2 separate regions of the Homo sapiens genome follow, and region 1 is linked to region 2. Evidence: read pairs that join two places in POLR2A ChIA-PET (ENCODE). Cell type or tissue: IMR-90. All regions are shown on one strand.

The links. ChIA-PET counts read pairs that join two places held together with the same protein. Peaks named below come from ENCODE experiments on the same cell type or tissue, not always from the same donor. Only the 100,000 strongest peaks of a DNase experiment are listed, where the experiment ranks them.
Region 1: POLR2A ChIA-PET joins it to region 2 with 13 read pairs; 2 of 35 experiments call an interaction of 5 or more read pairs at or near these places.

The regions. Positions count from the first base shown.
Region 1 is chr10:103,166,180-103,174,179 of GRCh38, forward strand. The region is part of intron 3 of NT5C2 (5'-nucleotidase, cytosolic II); the gene reads right to left. Among named protein-coding and RNA genes, the nearest start is that of NT5C2, 23 kb to the right of the region's middle. In IMR-90, no CTCF peak of the experiment used is centred here; a DNase peak (open chromatin) is centred at 2,432; H3K27ac peaks cover 272 bases.
Region 2 is chr10:102,850,976-102,858,975 of GRCh38, forward strand. It overlaps BORCS7 (BLOC-1 related complex subunit 7), which reads left to right and starts at 3,284. Exons shown (of 5, transcript NM_001136200.2): 1 at 3,284-3,452. The coding sequence starts at 3,312. BORCS7-ASMT (BORCS7-ASMT readthrough (NMD candidate)) reads left to right here and starts at 3,235. Exons shown (of 15, transcript NR_037644.1): 1 at 3,235-3,452. RefSeq lists enhancers at 2,804-3,317, 3,300-3,359, 3,318-3,830, 3,430-3,619, 4,627-5,599. In IMR-90, no CTCF peak of the experiment used is centred here; DNase peaks (open chromatin) are centred at 3,276, 3,566 and 5,216; H3K4me3 peaks cover 916 bases; H3K27ac peaks cover 1,106 bases.

The sequences.
Region 1 (8,000 bases), 320 kb after region 2:
GCACTCTGTGTATGTGTAGATTAATATATTTACCACTAGAGTTAGACACAAGAGTTTCCTCATAAGGTATTCCTTGTGCTACCCTTTTACAGGTACACCCACCATCTCCCTCCACCCACCCCAATCTCTACCCCTAGCAACCATTAATTTATCAATCTCAATAATTTTGTAATTTCAAGAATGTTACAGAAATGGAACCATACAGAGTGTAACCTTTTCAGATTGGCTTTACTAACTCAGCATAATTCTCTTGAGATATATCAAAGCTGTTGCACGTATCAACAGTTCACTTTTTACTGCTGAATAGAATTCCATACACAGAATTTTGGGAGGAAAATAATAAGCTGAAAAATTTCTTACCAGTCCCTAAATTCTTACCTGTCATTCCTTAGGAAGATGAAACATGAATAAAAGCATTAGAATGATAAAAAACAAACAAACAAACAAAAAACAGAGTTTTGAATTTTTTTCTTTCTTTCTTTCTTTTTTCTAGAGACAGGGTTTTCCTGTGTCACCAGGCTGGAGTGCAATGGCGCAATCAAAACTCATTGCAACCTCAAACTCCCAAGTTCAAGTGATCTTCCTGCCCCAGCCTCCCCAGTAGCTAGGACGACAGGTGCACAGCACCATACTCAGCTAATCTTTTTACTTTTTGTAGAGACAGGGTATCATTATGTTCCCCAGGCTGGTCTCAAATTCCTGGCCTCAAGCCATCTTCCCATCTCGGTCTCTCAAAGTGCTAGTATTATAGGTGTAAGCCACCACACCCAGCCACAGTTTTGATGTTCTACCTTACTCTTCTTATTCCGACAAGATATATCCCATATATATATTATTTTTCTTTTTTTTTTTTCTTGAGACAGTCTCGCTCTGTCACCCAGGCTGGAGTGCAGTGGTAAAATCTCAGCTCACTGCATCCTCTGCCTCCTGTATTCAAGCGATTCTCCTGCCTCAGCCTCCCGAGTAGCTGGGATTACAGGCACCCGCCACCACACCTGGCTAATTTTTGTATTCTTTAAGTAGAGATGGGGTTTCACCATGTTGGCCAGGCTAGTCTCAAACTCCTGACCTCAGGCGAGCCACCCACCTCGGCCTCCCAAAGTGCTGGGATTACAAACATGAGCCACCATGCCCAGTCCCATATGTATACTATTTAAGAAACATGGCTCTTCAGCATTCCAGAGGACCTATATTTTCCGCATGATTTTCAATTTACAAAGTGGCTACTGAAATTTTAACAATTATCCACTGAATATTTGAACCAATACTAAAATGACAGTTTACTACTCAGCTTGATTAATGACAAAATTAAAAAGCTGAATGACATTCATATGATATCCATAAGTGATTAAAAGAGAAATTAAAATTGATCAACCTGGCAGTCTCTATCTACATATAACCTGATACCTGTTTTTAGTATGAGGTTTAAAAAAAAAAATAAAGATTTCCCCTTTTTTTGTTTTTGTTTTTGAGACACAGTCTCACTCTGTCACCTAGGCTGAAGTGCAGTGGCGCAATCATGGCTCACTGCAGCCTTGACCTCCCAGGCACAAGCAATCCTCCCGCCTTAGACTCCTGAGTAACCAGGACTACAGGTGCACACCACCATGCCCAGCTAATTTTTGTATTTTTGGTAAAGACGGGGTTTGCCATGTTGCCCAGGCTGGTCTTGAACTCCTGTGCTCAATGAGCCATCCACCCGCCTGGGTCTCCCAAAGTGCTAGGATCACAGGCATAAGCCACCGTGCCTGGTCCATCATAAACATTTCTAGATCGAAGCCATAAGTACTAGCAAAATTACATATACACAAATTCCTTTTCACTCCTTAAACATGTACAAGAAATTTACTTTGATTTTAGAAGAAACGATTATTCAACAGATTTATATAAAGACTGATATGGCTCTGGAAGCCTAAACTGCAACTAAAAAAAAAAAAACTTCAGATATATAATTTAAGATAAATATACAAAAGTCTTTAAAGAATTTTAAAGAGAAAAATCACTGCAATATTTTCTAAAATAAGGCAAAAGACTGGTTAACAAAAAATTCACAAGCCTAATAACGTGCCACATTTCAGTTCAATATGATAAAACCACTGCTAAATTAATAAGCTGTGTTCACAAAGAAAAAGCCAATTCATTGTCCTACAGAAATTCTGTTCTACTGGAAGCATCAGAGCTTTACAAACGTAAAAACTAAATACCTGACTTCGGTATCCTGGGCACAGTCAATGTAGAGAGCAGATGAAAAACCTAATTGTTCCATTCTTGGATTGGTAAATACAAATTCTGATCTATAGTGATCACTAAAAGATTCTAGTATTAAACAAAAACTATTTAAGAGGTAATTTTTGAAGCTGCCTCTTTCAGGTCACTATGACATCTGAGCAGCTCAGCTTGTCTTCTAACCATATAGCAAAACACATTCCACTGAAAGGTTTGGCCTGATGACTTATCCTCAGCCCAGAAAACTAAACAACCATAAGGAAATGAAGAAGGAGCAACAGTCATACATTTTAAAGGCTAGTTTCTTAATAATGACATATGACTGGCATCTCTATATTGAAATTCAGAAAACTGATATTAAGCAAGAAAAAAGCTGGAAGTTAGATATTTATTTACTTAACTAAGAATATTTAGCTTCTTCTAAAGGGAAATTGTAAAGCATCACATACGATGTATACTTTGTGATAATGATCAGCATAGCCTAACTTAACCAATGATAAATTACCAATCCAAATAAATGTCTTTAATGAAAAGACCTGGAAACAGAATATTCTACAAATTGACTTAACTAGAAAACTAAAATAAATTTCTTCTAAATGGTTTCTATTTAAAATTTTTAATTAACAAAAGCAAATACTGTTAGGAGATACAAGTCTGATGACTACATCATGATGAGTACAGATAATAATCTACTGTATACCTCAAAATTGCAAAGGGATTAGATTTTAAATGTTCTCATCACAAAAAAAAATGATAAATGTAAGAGGTTATGCATGTTAATTGGCTTGATTTAGCCATTCCATATCAACTTGTACACCATAAATACATACAATTTTTGTCAATGTTTAAAAAGACATATACATATACACACACACATATATATATAATGTTTTTATTGTTCTAAAAGCACACATATACTTTATTTTAAACACGGGGCATGGTGGCTCACACTTGTAATCCCAGCACTTTGGAAGGACAAGGCAGGAGGATCACTTGAGAACAAGAGTTCAAGATCAACCTGGGTAACACAGCAAGACTTTGTCTCTACAAAAACAATACAAAGATTAGACAGGTGTAGTGGTACACGCCTGTAGTCCCAGCTATTCAGGAGGCTGAGACAGGAGAATCACTTGACCCCAGGAAGTTAAGGCTATAGTGAGCCATGATCAAGCCACTGCACTCTAGCCTGGGTGACAGAGCAAGACCCTGTCTCAAAAAAAATTATAATAATTTTAAAGCAAATTCTTGCAAGATACCAAGAACCCAAATTTTCTACATTTAATTTTTTTTTCAGGCTGGGAGTGATGGCTCACATCTGTAATTCCAGCACTTTTGGAGGCCGAGGCAGGAGGACTGCTTGCAGCCAGAAGATCAAAACCAGCTTGGACAACATAGTGAGACCACATCTCTAGAAAAAAATTTTTTAAATTACCAAGCATGGCTAGGCATGGTGGCTCACGCCTGTAATCCCAGAACTTTGGGAGGCTGAGGCAGGCGGATCACAAGGTCAGGAGTTCAAGACCAGCCTGGCCAACATGGTGAAACCCAGTCTCTAAAAATACAAAAATTACTTGGGCATGGTGGCGCATGCCTATAATCACAGCTACTCCAGAGGCTGAAGCAGGAGAGTTGCTTGAACCAGACCCAGGAGGCAGAGGTTGCAGTGAGCCAAGATCATGCCACTGCACCCCAACCTGGGCTACAGAGCGAGACTCTGTCTCAAAAAAAATTAATTAATTTAAAAAAATAATAAAAATTACTGAGCACTGTGGTACACACCTGTAGTCCTAGCTACTGGGGAGGCTGTGGCAGGTGGATTGCTTAAGCCCAGAAGTTTGAGGTTACCGTGAACTATGATCACACTACTGCACTGCAGCCTAGGCAACAGAATGAGACCCTGCCTCTTTAAATAACATAGATAAAAAATTTTTTTCAATGATCTAAAACATCAAGCCTTTGAAAATGTTTTTTCTATTGTTTCCAGTACATACACCTTACTATATGAAAGAACGTAGGGTACAGAATCCATCTAAAATATTCCAGGAAATACCATTCCAAATGAGTTAGGAGTATACTCATTCAGGCTATGATACACACACACAAGCACACACACATGCACACTTTTTTTTTTTTTTTTTTTTTGAGACATGCTCTCATTCTGTCACCCAGGCTGGTGGCATGATCTCAGCTCACTACAGCGTCCACCTCTCAGACGCAGGTGATCCTCCCACCTCAGCCTCCCAGGTAGCTGAGTCCACAGGCGTAAGCCACCACACCTGGCTAATTTTTATGTTTTTTTTTTGTAGAGACAGGGTTTCGCCATCTTGCCCAGGCTGGTCTCAAACTCCTGAGCTCAAGGACTCCGCCTGGCTCGGCCTCCCAAAGTGTGTGGACTACAGGCGTGAACCACCATGCCCAGCCTATGATATATATTAAATATAATTAGGATGTTTATTAAATAATGTTTACCAGTCCTCATTTCCACTGCTAAAAATGTTACACCCTAATGTTAATTAATACTTTATAGTGTAAAGACCAAGCAAATAATTGAAGAAAAAGTATAGAACTCCATATAACATAATCTTTTCCAAATGTTATGTTTTATTACATAGACACACATAAATGTTCTGTTTTATACTTTAACACGCCATACCTAGCAACATATCTCACACACAGAAGAGAATCGTTAGTACCCATTTGACAGGAATCTTTAATGTTTTCACTTTTTCAGGGTTTAAGGAGTAACAGCATCCTAACACCCAGAAATGCCACAGTGACCTACCATGAGGCAAATATCACCAGCCTACTTAAAAAACCAACTATTGATATAATAATTAACTTCTGATATACTCAATAACAAGTAACTATATTTTTCAAAATATTAGTATCTATTGAAACAACAAAATATTACCTAATTCTGACTTAGCTTTCCTATACAGAGAAGACTGCACTTAGAAATTTTTTGTCTGCTTACAAAAACTTACCTACATAAACCAGTTTAGCCACTTTTCCAGTAAGATTTCAAAGTAATATTCATTTCCTTTTTCCTGTAGCCCAGAAACAGCTAAGTGATTAAGAGTCATTTTAGACTTCCTGTAGTTCCCATGCAACTTTTTAGCACTGCCAATATACCAGCACCTGTACTTACTGCCGGCTTTCCTGGTGTGGGAGGCAAAGATGGTTCTAGTAGGGCCCAGATTTTTCTACCCCAGAAATTCACTTTAGGTGTAGATTTCTAATTTCTTCTTAAAAATAAATAATTACTAAATACATTATCTACTCCCAAGGACCCTAACTACTTAAGATTTAGGTAGAAGCAAACATTTAATTGAATCTATAAAAAGAGTTAAGTAAAAAGAAAATACAATTTAGGCCGGGCTCAGTGGCTCATGCCTGTAATCCCAGCACTTTGGGAGACCAAGGCTGGAGGAATGCTTGAGCCCAGGCATTTGAGACCAACCTGAGCAACACAGCAAGACCCCGTCTCTAATAAAATAAATTTTTTTTTAAAATACAGGTTAAGGCCGGGAGCAGTGGCTCACGTCTGTAATCCCAGCACTATGGGAGGCCAAGGCAAGTAGATCACCTGATATCAGGAGTTTGTGACCAGCCTGGCAAACACGGTGAAACCCTGTCTCTACTAAAAATTAAAAAATTAGCCAGGTGTGGTGGTGTGTGCCTGTAATCCCAGCTACTCGGGACGGTGAGGCAGGAGAATCGCTTGAACCTGGGAGGCAGAGGTTGCAGTGAGCTGAGACCGCGCCACTGTACTGAGAGACAAGAGCAAAGACTCTGTCTCAAAAAATAAAAAACAAAAATTTAAATACAATTTTAACTTTAAATTTTTTTTTTTTTTTTTGAGACGGAGTCTCGCTCTGTCACCCAGGCTGGAGTGTGCAGTGGTGTGATCGCAGCTCACTGCAAGCTCCGCCTCCTAGGTTCACACCATTCTCCTGCCTCAGCCTCCCGAGTAGCTGGGACTACAGGCACCTGCCACCACACCCGGCTAATTTTTGTATTTTTAGTAGAGACGAGGTTTCACTGTGTTAGCCAGGAAGGTCTCGATCTCCTGACCTTGTGATCCACCCGCCTCGGCCTCCCAAAGTGCTAGGATTACAGGAAAAAAATTTTATTTAAAAATATTTGGGGACCACTCACGGTGGTTCATACCTGCAATCCCAGCAGTTTGGGAGGCTGAGGCGGGTGGATCACTTGAGGCCAGGAGTTCAAGACCAGCCTGGCCAACATGGCGAAACTCCATCTCTACTAAAATTACAAAAATTAGCTGGGCATGGTGGCCACACCTGTAATCCCAGCTACCAGAGAGGCTGAGGCATGAGAATTGCTTGAACCCAGGAGGCAGAGGTTGCAGTGAGCTGAGATCGCATCACTGCATTCCAGCCTGGGCGACAGAATGAACTCTGTCTCAAAAACAAAAACAAAAAAATACAAAAATTAGTCAGGTGCAGTGGCCCACGCCTGTACTCAGCTACTCAGACAGCTGAGGCAGGAGAATTGCTTGAACCCAGGAGGTGGAGATTACAGTGAGCCGAGATCAAGCCACTGGACTTCAGCCTTGGCAACAGAACGAGACTCTGTCTCAAAACAAAACAAAACAAAATCTGTAGAGTTGGGGTCTCATCATATTGCCCAGGCTGTTCTCAAACTCCTGGGTTCAAGCAATCCTCCTGCTTTGGTCTACCAAAGTGCTGGGATTACAGATGCGAGCCACCATGCCTGGCCTACACTTTTAAAGAAAAAGTGATTTCGAGAAAATATTACAGTCTAAAATCAAAACAAGGAAACTTTGCTAATACCCAGAGTTACCCACATTCAATCTAACACACAGTAGCCAGCAGACACAATTTTTAAATTCTGTTTAAAAATTACAGTCAGTTTGTGGTAAATATCAATTAATAATTTCATTCTTGGCCAGGCGCGGTGGCTCACGCCTGTAATCCCAGCACTTTGGGAGGCTGAGGTGGGCGGATCACAAGAAGAGTAGATCAAGACCATCCTGGCTAACACAGTGAAACCCCATCTCTACCAAAAATACAAAAAATTAGCTGGGCATGGTGGCGGGCACCTGTAGTCCCAGCTACTTGGGAGGCTGAGGCAGGAGAATGGCGTGGACCCGGGAGACGGAGCCTGCAGTGAGATCGTGCTACTGCACTCCAGCCTGGGCCAGGGAGCGAGACGCCGTCTCAAAAAAAAAAAAAAAAAAAAGAATTTCATTCTTGGCCGGGCGCAGTGGCTCACACCTGTAATCTCAGCACTTTGGGAGGCCGAGGCAGGTGGATCACGAGGTCTGGAGTTCAAAACCAGCCTGGCCAAGATGGTGAAACCCTGTCACTACTAAAAAAAAAAAAATAAGTAAATAAATAAAAAATACAAGAATTTCATTCCTGGGCTGGGTGCGGTGGCTCACGCCTGTAATCCTAGCACTCTAGGATGCCGAGGCAGGTGGATCACCTGAGGTCAGGAGTTCAAGACCAGCCTGGCTAACACGGTGAAACCCTGTCTCTACTAAAAATACAAAAATTAGCCAGCCGTGGTGACGCACGCCTGTAATCCCAGCTACTTGGGAGGCTGAGGCAGGAGAACCGCTTGAACCCAGGAGGTGGAGGTTGCAGTGAGCTGAGATCATGCCACTGCATTCCAGCCTAGGCGACAGAGCCAGACTCCGTCTCAAAAAAAAAAAAAAAAAAAATTCATTCTTGGCAGGGTGTGGTGGCTCAAGCCTATAATCCCAGCACTTCGGGAGGCTGAGGTGG
Region 2 (8,000 bases):
AAAAACCCAAAAGTGGAAACAACCCAAGTGTCCATCAACAAGAGAGTGAATAAACACAGTGAGAACTATCCATGCAGTGGAATATTTCTCAGCAATAAAAATGAACAGGCTAGTTATATGCACAACAACATGTCAAATCATCATGCTGCAAGAATGAAGCCAGACAAAAAAAGACCCCCCTCCCCTCAAAAAAGCCTGTATGATGCTATTTATTTGCCATTCTAGAAATGCAAATTAATCTATAGTTCCCAAAAGCAGGGCAGTGGTTGCCCGGGTGAGACAGAGAAGGAGAGATGGACTTTAAAGGGCACTTGGAAACTTCTGAGGGTGATGAAATGTTTTGCATCTTTTTTTTTTTTTTTTTAATTGAGACAAGGGGCCGGGCGTGGTGGCTCATGTCTGTAATCCCAGCACTTTGGGAGGCCAAGGTGGGCCGATCATGAGGTCAGGAGTTCAAGACCAGCCTGGCCAACATGGTGAAACCCCACCTCTACTAAAAATACAAAAATTAGCCGGGCGCGATGGTGCGTACCTGTAGTCCCAGCTACTTGGGAGGCTGAGGCAGGAGAATCGCTTGAACCCGGGAGGCGGAGGTTGCAGTGAGCCAAGATCACACCCGTGTACTCCAGCCTGGGTGACAGGGCAAGACTCCGTCTCAAAATAAAGTAAATAAATAATAAAAATAAATAAATAAAATGAGACAAGTTATCGCTATGTTGCCCAGGCTGCTGATATTGAACTCCTGGCCTCAAGCAATCTTTCTGCCTCGGCCTCCCAAAGTGCTGGGAATACAGGCATGAGCTACTGCTCCCACCCTGTTCTGTATCTTAATAGTGGTGGTGGTTCACAGATGTATACGTCTGTCACACTCATCAAATCGTACACTTTAAAGAATGTGGTTATTGTGCAGGCCGGGCGTGGTGGCTCAACGCCTGTAATCCCAGCACTTTGGGAGGCCAAGGCAGGTGGATCACCTGAGGTCAGGAGTTCAAGACCAGCCTAGCCAACATGGTGAAACCCATCTCTACTAAAAATACAAAAATTAGCCAGGCGTGATAGTGGGCACCTGTAATCCCAGCTACTCGGGAGGCTGAGGCAGGAGAATCGCTTGAACCAGGGAGGCAAAGGTTGCAGTGAGCCAAGATCGTGCCACTGCACTCCAGCCTGGGTGACAAAGCAAGACTCCATCTCAAAAAATAATGTTGTTATTGTACATAAATTATAACATAAATTCATGCACATAAACTCAATAAAGTTTATTAAGGACAAAAAGTAAACAGTAAATGAGATTCAACGGAGACATATGAATCTAGACACTTGGAAGAGGAAGTAATGTTGATATTGAATACAGGTAATTTTGAACAAAATTTTCAATACAATAACATTCTCACATCTTTTATTAACTAAAAAAGAAATGGAGCTACTTGAAATATTTTATTTTTTTTTTGAGACAGAGTCTCACTCTGTCGCCTAGGCTGGAATACAGTGGCATGATCTCGGCTCACTGCAACCTCTGCCTCCCGGGTTCAAGAAATTCTCCTGCCTCAGCCTCCAGAGTAGCTGGGACTACAGGTGCCCACCACCACGCCCGGCTAATTTTTGTATTTTTAGTAGAGACGGGGTTCCACCATGTTGGGCAGGCTGGTCTCGAACTCCTGACCTCAGGTGATCCTCCCGCCTCAACTTCCCAAAGTGCTGGGATTACAGGCGTGAGCCACGGCACCTGGCCTACTTGAAATATTTTACATATTAATTCACTTACAAGGTGGTTACCATCAGTTTGGTATTAATACAATAAAGAGGTTATCAATAAAAATTACTAGTGATGTTGAGCATTTTTCACATTTATCAGCCAGTTGATTTTTTTTTTTGAATTGCCTACTTGTGCCTTTTGCCAATTTTTCTATTAGATTGTTTTTCCTTCTTCATTTGTTTACAGGCCTATCTGCCTCATCAGCCTGGGAGTTCCACAGAGACAAGAACTGTATTTCATTTCTTTCTCTATCCCCAGCCTAGTACAGTGTCTGGTATTTAGTTCATGAAATGTTTGTTAAAATTGAATGGAATGAGGCCAGGTGCAGTGGCTCACGCCTGTAATCCCACCATTTTGGAAGGCCAAGGCTGGTGGATCATTAGATGTCAGGAATTTGAGACCAGCCTGGCCAACATGGTGAAACCCTATCTCTACTAAAAATACAAAAATTAGCCGGGCCTGGTGGCAAGCACCTGTAATCCCAGCTACTTGGGAGGCTGAGGCAGGAGAATCACTTGAACTCAGGAGGCGGATGTTGCAGTGAGCTGAGATCGAGCCACTGCACTCCAGCCTGGGCAACAAAGCGAGACTCCATCTCAAAAAAAAAATAAAATAAAATAAAATTAAATAAAATGAGACAAGTTATCGCTATGTTGCCCAGGCTGCTGATACTGAACTCCTGGCCTTGAGTGACCCTTCTGCCTCGGCCTCCCAAAGTGCTGGGACTACAGGTGTGTCACCATATGGATAGGTTGGCCTTGAACTCCTGACCTCAAGTGATCCACCTTGGCCTTTCAAAGTGTTGGGATTACAGGCGTGAGCCACCACGCCTGGCCCCTTGTCTCAATTAATCAAAAAAAGGCCTAGGCAACAGAACAAGACTCTGGGGAAAAAAAAATATATATGTATATATATATGTGTATATATATGTATATATATGTATATATGTGTATATATGTGTATATATATGTGTATATATATATATGTGTATATATATATGAATGGAATGATATTCTCATAACCCCTTGGAAACATTATTACTTCTGTTTAACAGATGAGGAATATAAGACAGAAGCTGAGTAATTTGCAGCCACACACTGCTAAATGGTAGCATTGGGACTGTAATCCGGGCCTTCTGATTCTTTTTAATTATTTGTATTAATTTTAATTTTATTTTATTTTTAAAGAGATGGAGTTTCGCTATGTTGCCCAGGGTGGTCTGGAACTCTCAGGCTCAGGTGATCCTCCTGCCTGGGTCTCCCAAAGGGCTGGGATTTCAGGCGTGCGCCGCCATGCCCTGCCGCAGGCTTTCCGATTCTGAACCATAGAGTCAATGAAACTGTCCTCCATCCCCTCCAGAGATGTTTGCCTGGACCCTGTTTTCCTCAGGATATCAATGAATAGTTCATGAGTTTAGTGAGCAAAGGTCAACCTCCATCAGGCGCATGCGTCCCTTCCTTTTCCCATGGAGGAAGAGACGCCTCTTTTCCTTCCGCTTTGCTTGTCTTTTGGCCCCGGCGACTCACCATCGTCAGTGCGCAACCGTTCGCTAACTGAAATGATGGCGACTGGAACGCCAGAGTCTCAAGCGCGGTTCGGTCAGTCCGTGAAGGGGCTTCTCACGGAGAAGGTGACCACCTGTGGTACTGACGTAATCGCGCTCACCAAGCAGGTGCTGAAAGGCTCCCGGAGCTCCGAGGTGAGCTGGAAGTGGACTCTCCCGGCCTGATAGTCCGGGGAGTCGCAGTCTTTCGTTGCTGTGGGAAGGAGGTCGCGTTGCATCTTGGGAATTGTAGGCTGTGAAGTACTTGCTATGAGTAGGTCTTCTTCGCGGAGGCGCGTGTTGCATTCTGGGGTGTGCAGTCTCTTTGGTTAGGGACAGTGTGTGAGGGTTGGGGGAAGAAGCGATGCCATGGGAACCTGTGCTTTAAAACAGCTCTTTGGGAGGCCGAGGCGGGCGGATCACCTGAGGTCGGGAGTTCGAAACTAGCCTGACAATCATGGAGAAACCCCCGTCTCTACTAAAAAATAATAATTAAAAAAATATATAGCCGAGCGTGGTGGCACATGCCTGTAATCCCAGTTACTTGGGAGGCTGAGGCAGGAGAATTGCTTGAACCTGGGAGGCGAATTATATATATAAGTATTATATATTACGTATTATATAATATATATACGTATATATTATATATAATGTGTATGTATATATTACATATATAATATACATATATATTATATATAATATATGTAATATATATTATATATATTTTCAACTAGAGGTGTTTATAGTTAACCACCTGTAAATATTCAACATATTCATCATAATAAACGTACATTTATTTAGCATTTTATATATGCTAGACACTGTTGTCTTTTATGGAGTTTAATTCATGAAGTCTTTAGAATGACTAATTGAAGGAAGTACTTTTCCTTTTTTTTTTTTTTTTTTGAGACGGAGTCTAGCTCTGTCGCCAGGCTGGAGTGTAGTGGTGTGATCTTGGCTCACTGCAACTTCCGCCTCCTGGGTTCAAGTGATTCTCCCGCCTCAGCCTCCTGAGTAGCTGGGATTACAGGCACGCACCACCACACCTGGCTATTTTTGTATTCTTAGTAGAGATGAGGTTTCACCATGTTGGCCAGGCTGGTCTCGAACTCTTGACCTCATGATCTGCCTGCATCAGCCTTCCAAAGTGCTGGGATTACAGGCGTGAGCCACCGCTCCTGGCAGCATTGCTTCTTGAGCAGTCTCCACATAGCTATTTTGTTTGATTAGCTGAGAATTTCATGTGTAAAAAACTCATTCCACAGTATTCATTTAACAAATACTTATTGGGTGTCTGCTATGTGCCAGGAACTGCTCTAGGTACACGGAATAAACAAAACTAAATCCCTCTACTTGGGAAGTTTACATTTTAGTGAAGAGACAGACGATAAACAAGTGAAACAGAAAAAAATCAGGTGGTGGTAAATCCTGTGAAGCAAAATTAATCTGGGAATAGAGAGTGATGAAAGGGTTAATCTTTGTTTGTTTGTTTGTTTTGAGACAGAGGAGGAGTCCCACTAGCTCTGTCACCCAGGCTAAAGTGCAGTGGCCCGATCTCGGGCTCACTGCAACCTCTGCCTCCTGGGTTCAAGCGATTCTCCTGCCTCAGCCTCCTGAGTAGCTGGGATTATAGGCGCCTGCCACCACACCCAGCTAATTTTTGTGTTTTTAGTAGAGATGGGGTTTCACCATGTTGGCCAGGCTGGTCTCAAACTCCTGACCTCAAGTGATCCTTCCCGCTTTGGCCCCCTAAAGTGCTGGGATTACAGGCATGAGCCACCACACCCGGTCGAAAGGGTTAATCTTAAACAGATGATCAGGGAAGGGGTCTCTGGGGAGAGAGCCTGTGAGGAGAAACACACTGACATTTGCCCACAGCATAATGAGTGGTTATGACTCATAGGCTTGTCTCTTGCATGCCTGCGCTTCTCCTCCTCCATTTGAGTTGTGTGCTTAGTGAGGGTCCATTGTGTTTTTTTCTAAACATCATGTGTCTGTGGGCTGGGCGCAGTGGCTCATGCCTGTAATCCTAACACTTTGGGAGGCCGAGGCAGGATTGCTTAAGCCCAGGGGTTCGAGACCAGCCTGGGCCACATAGTGATATCTTGTCTCTGTAAAAAAAGGAAAAAAAAAAAGAATGAAAACAATTTTTTAAATGTGTGTATGGCACTTATGCTTACAGTTGCAACTACGTAATTTAATGAAATAATACGAAAAATGAAATATGAGTACCAAAAAAGAGGGTTGCTATTGCTATGAAAACTAAGTTGAAAATCAGAAACACTTGTTGAAGATGAGTAGCTAAGACAAATTGTTATTGAGTTAATTATGAACAAGTTAATGGTAAAAGCCTAGGAGAAAAATTTATAGAAATCTAAAAAGATTCTGTAGTGAAGATTGTTTTACAGGTGTATTCAAGATGTTCTTCCATTTTAAAGAAAGCAAAACTAGAAATCTCAGATGGTATGTTATGTGTCTGGTCTGTTTATGTAGGAAAGTGATGCAGAATGCCAATGAATATATCAAGGAAAAGCCTTGGCTTTACATTACAACAGCCCCTGCCTTCAAGGCAACCACAACTCCCATTGAGTCTGTTTTCTAAATGTCTCACAAATCCTTTGTTTCTTTTTTTCTTGGCTACTTCTGTGTTTCAGGCCATCCTCATTCCTTGCTTAGAGTACTGCTGTGTCATCCTAACCAATCTCTCTGCCTCATTCCCCACTCTAGTCCACCTGCTTACCACATTTCTAAAACAGAAAAATGGATCATGCCATTTTTCTCTAGAATTACACACAAAGATGAATTCTAAACCCTAACTTTTAAGTCTCAGATTAGAAGTCACTTCTTTTAGGGACCTTTCCTGAACACCTACCCCTGTAATCAGTTAGACACTCCTGCCCCACTACATGCTCCCGGAGCAGCCAATGCTTCCCCATCAGCACTTACCATAAGGTGATGTAAGTGCCTATGTTCCCTTTGTAACCCCTCCAGATTCTGAGCCCCGTTATCACTCTTAACCAGAGTAAGGGCATATGTTAAACACTCAACAAATGTTTATTAAATGAGTAAGTGAATGAAGTAGATTGTTGGAACCCTTTTTTTTCTGCCATCGGTTTGTAAGTCACCATCTCCCATCTATAGGAGTTTGAAGTTTACCCTTAAAAGTAGCCACAGGAGGAACAGGTACTCTCATAATTGTTGGTGGGAATGCAAAGTGGTACAGCCCTAAAGGAGAGGAATTTGGCAATATGTAGCAAAATTAAAACCCCACAGTCACAAATCACAGTCCTGTGAGTCCATCCCAAACATATGCTGGCAAAAAGATGCAAAGATAGGAGATATTTGTAACAGTAAAAGCTATGAGATAAGATCCAAGATTTGAGAATTTTTTGTACCACTACTTACCGTGGCAAAAGACTGGGAACAGCCTCCAAATCCGTCAGCAGAGAACTGACTGAATAATGTTATGGTCACCTGTAGAGTGTGGTACTCTGCAGTTGTAAAAGAGCAATGGATTCATTAGGAGATAGCAATTGAATAGGAGATTCAATATGTATTGCTGCAGATAACCCTCAGGGATCTATTGCAAAGTGAAAACAGCAAGGTGTAGGCTGGGCACGGTGGCTCATGCTTATAATCCCAGCACTTTGGGAGGCTGAGGCAGGCAAATCACTTGAGCCCAGGAGTTTGAAACCAGCTTGGGCAACATGGCAAAACCCCATCTCTACAAAAAAATACAAAAAACTATCTGCGCATGGTGGCATGCACTTGTAGTCCCAGCTACTCTGGAGGCTAAGGTGGAAGGATCACCTGAGTCCGGGAGGTTGAGGCTTCAGTGAACAGTGATGGTGCCACTGCGCTCCAGCCTGGGTGACAGAGTGAGACCATGTCTCAAAAAAAAAAAAATATATATATATATAGAGAGAGAGAGCGAGCGAGAGAGAGAGAGAGAGAGAGCAAGGTGTAAACAAGTACACATAGTATGTTACATTTTAAGTAGGAAAGTGGTATGGAGGAAAATAAATACATGTGTCCATTGTTTAAAAAGGAACAATGGAAAGAAAACCACAAAGCTAATAAAAATAGTTATGCATGGGGCTGGGTGTAGGGGCTCATGCCTGTAATCCCAGTACTTTGGGAGGCTGAGGCGGGTGGATCACCTGAGGATGGGAGTTTGAGACCAGCCTGGCCAACACAGTGAAACCTCGTCTCTACTAAAAATATAAAAATTAGGTGAGCGTGGTGGCATGTACCTATAATCCCAGCTACTCAGGAGGCTGCTGCAGGAGAATCTCTTGAATCCAGGATGCGGAGGTTGCAGTGAGCCAAGATCGCATCACTGCACTCCAGCCTGGGTGACAGAGTGATACCCTGTTTCAAAAAAATGAAAATTAAAAAATAAAAAAATAGTTTTGCATATGGGGGAGAGAACAGGGAAAGAAAGGGACAGAGATGGAAAATCCTATTTTATTGTTTTGACTTTAGACATCCAGAAGGGGTTACTAACTTTAAAACTTTAAATAAAGTTGCCCTGTGTTGGGGAAGAAATCTGGCAATCCTAGTTACTTTGAAGTCACGCTACCCTTTTCACTAGAGTCTCCCTGACCCAAGAGAACAGGGAAGGGCCGGTAGGATACACATAACAGTAGCTCCTTTTACTTGGCTGAATTTAGGTATGCCAGGAGCAGGGTGCAGTATTAGGCC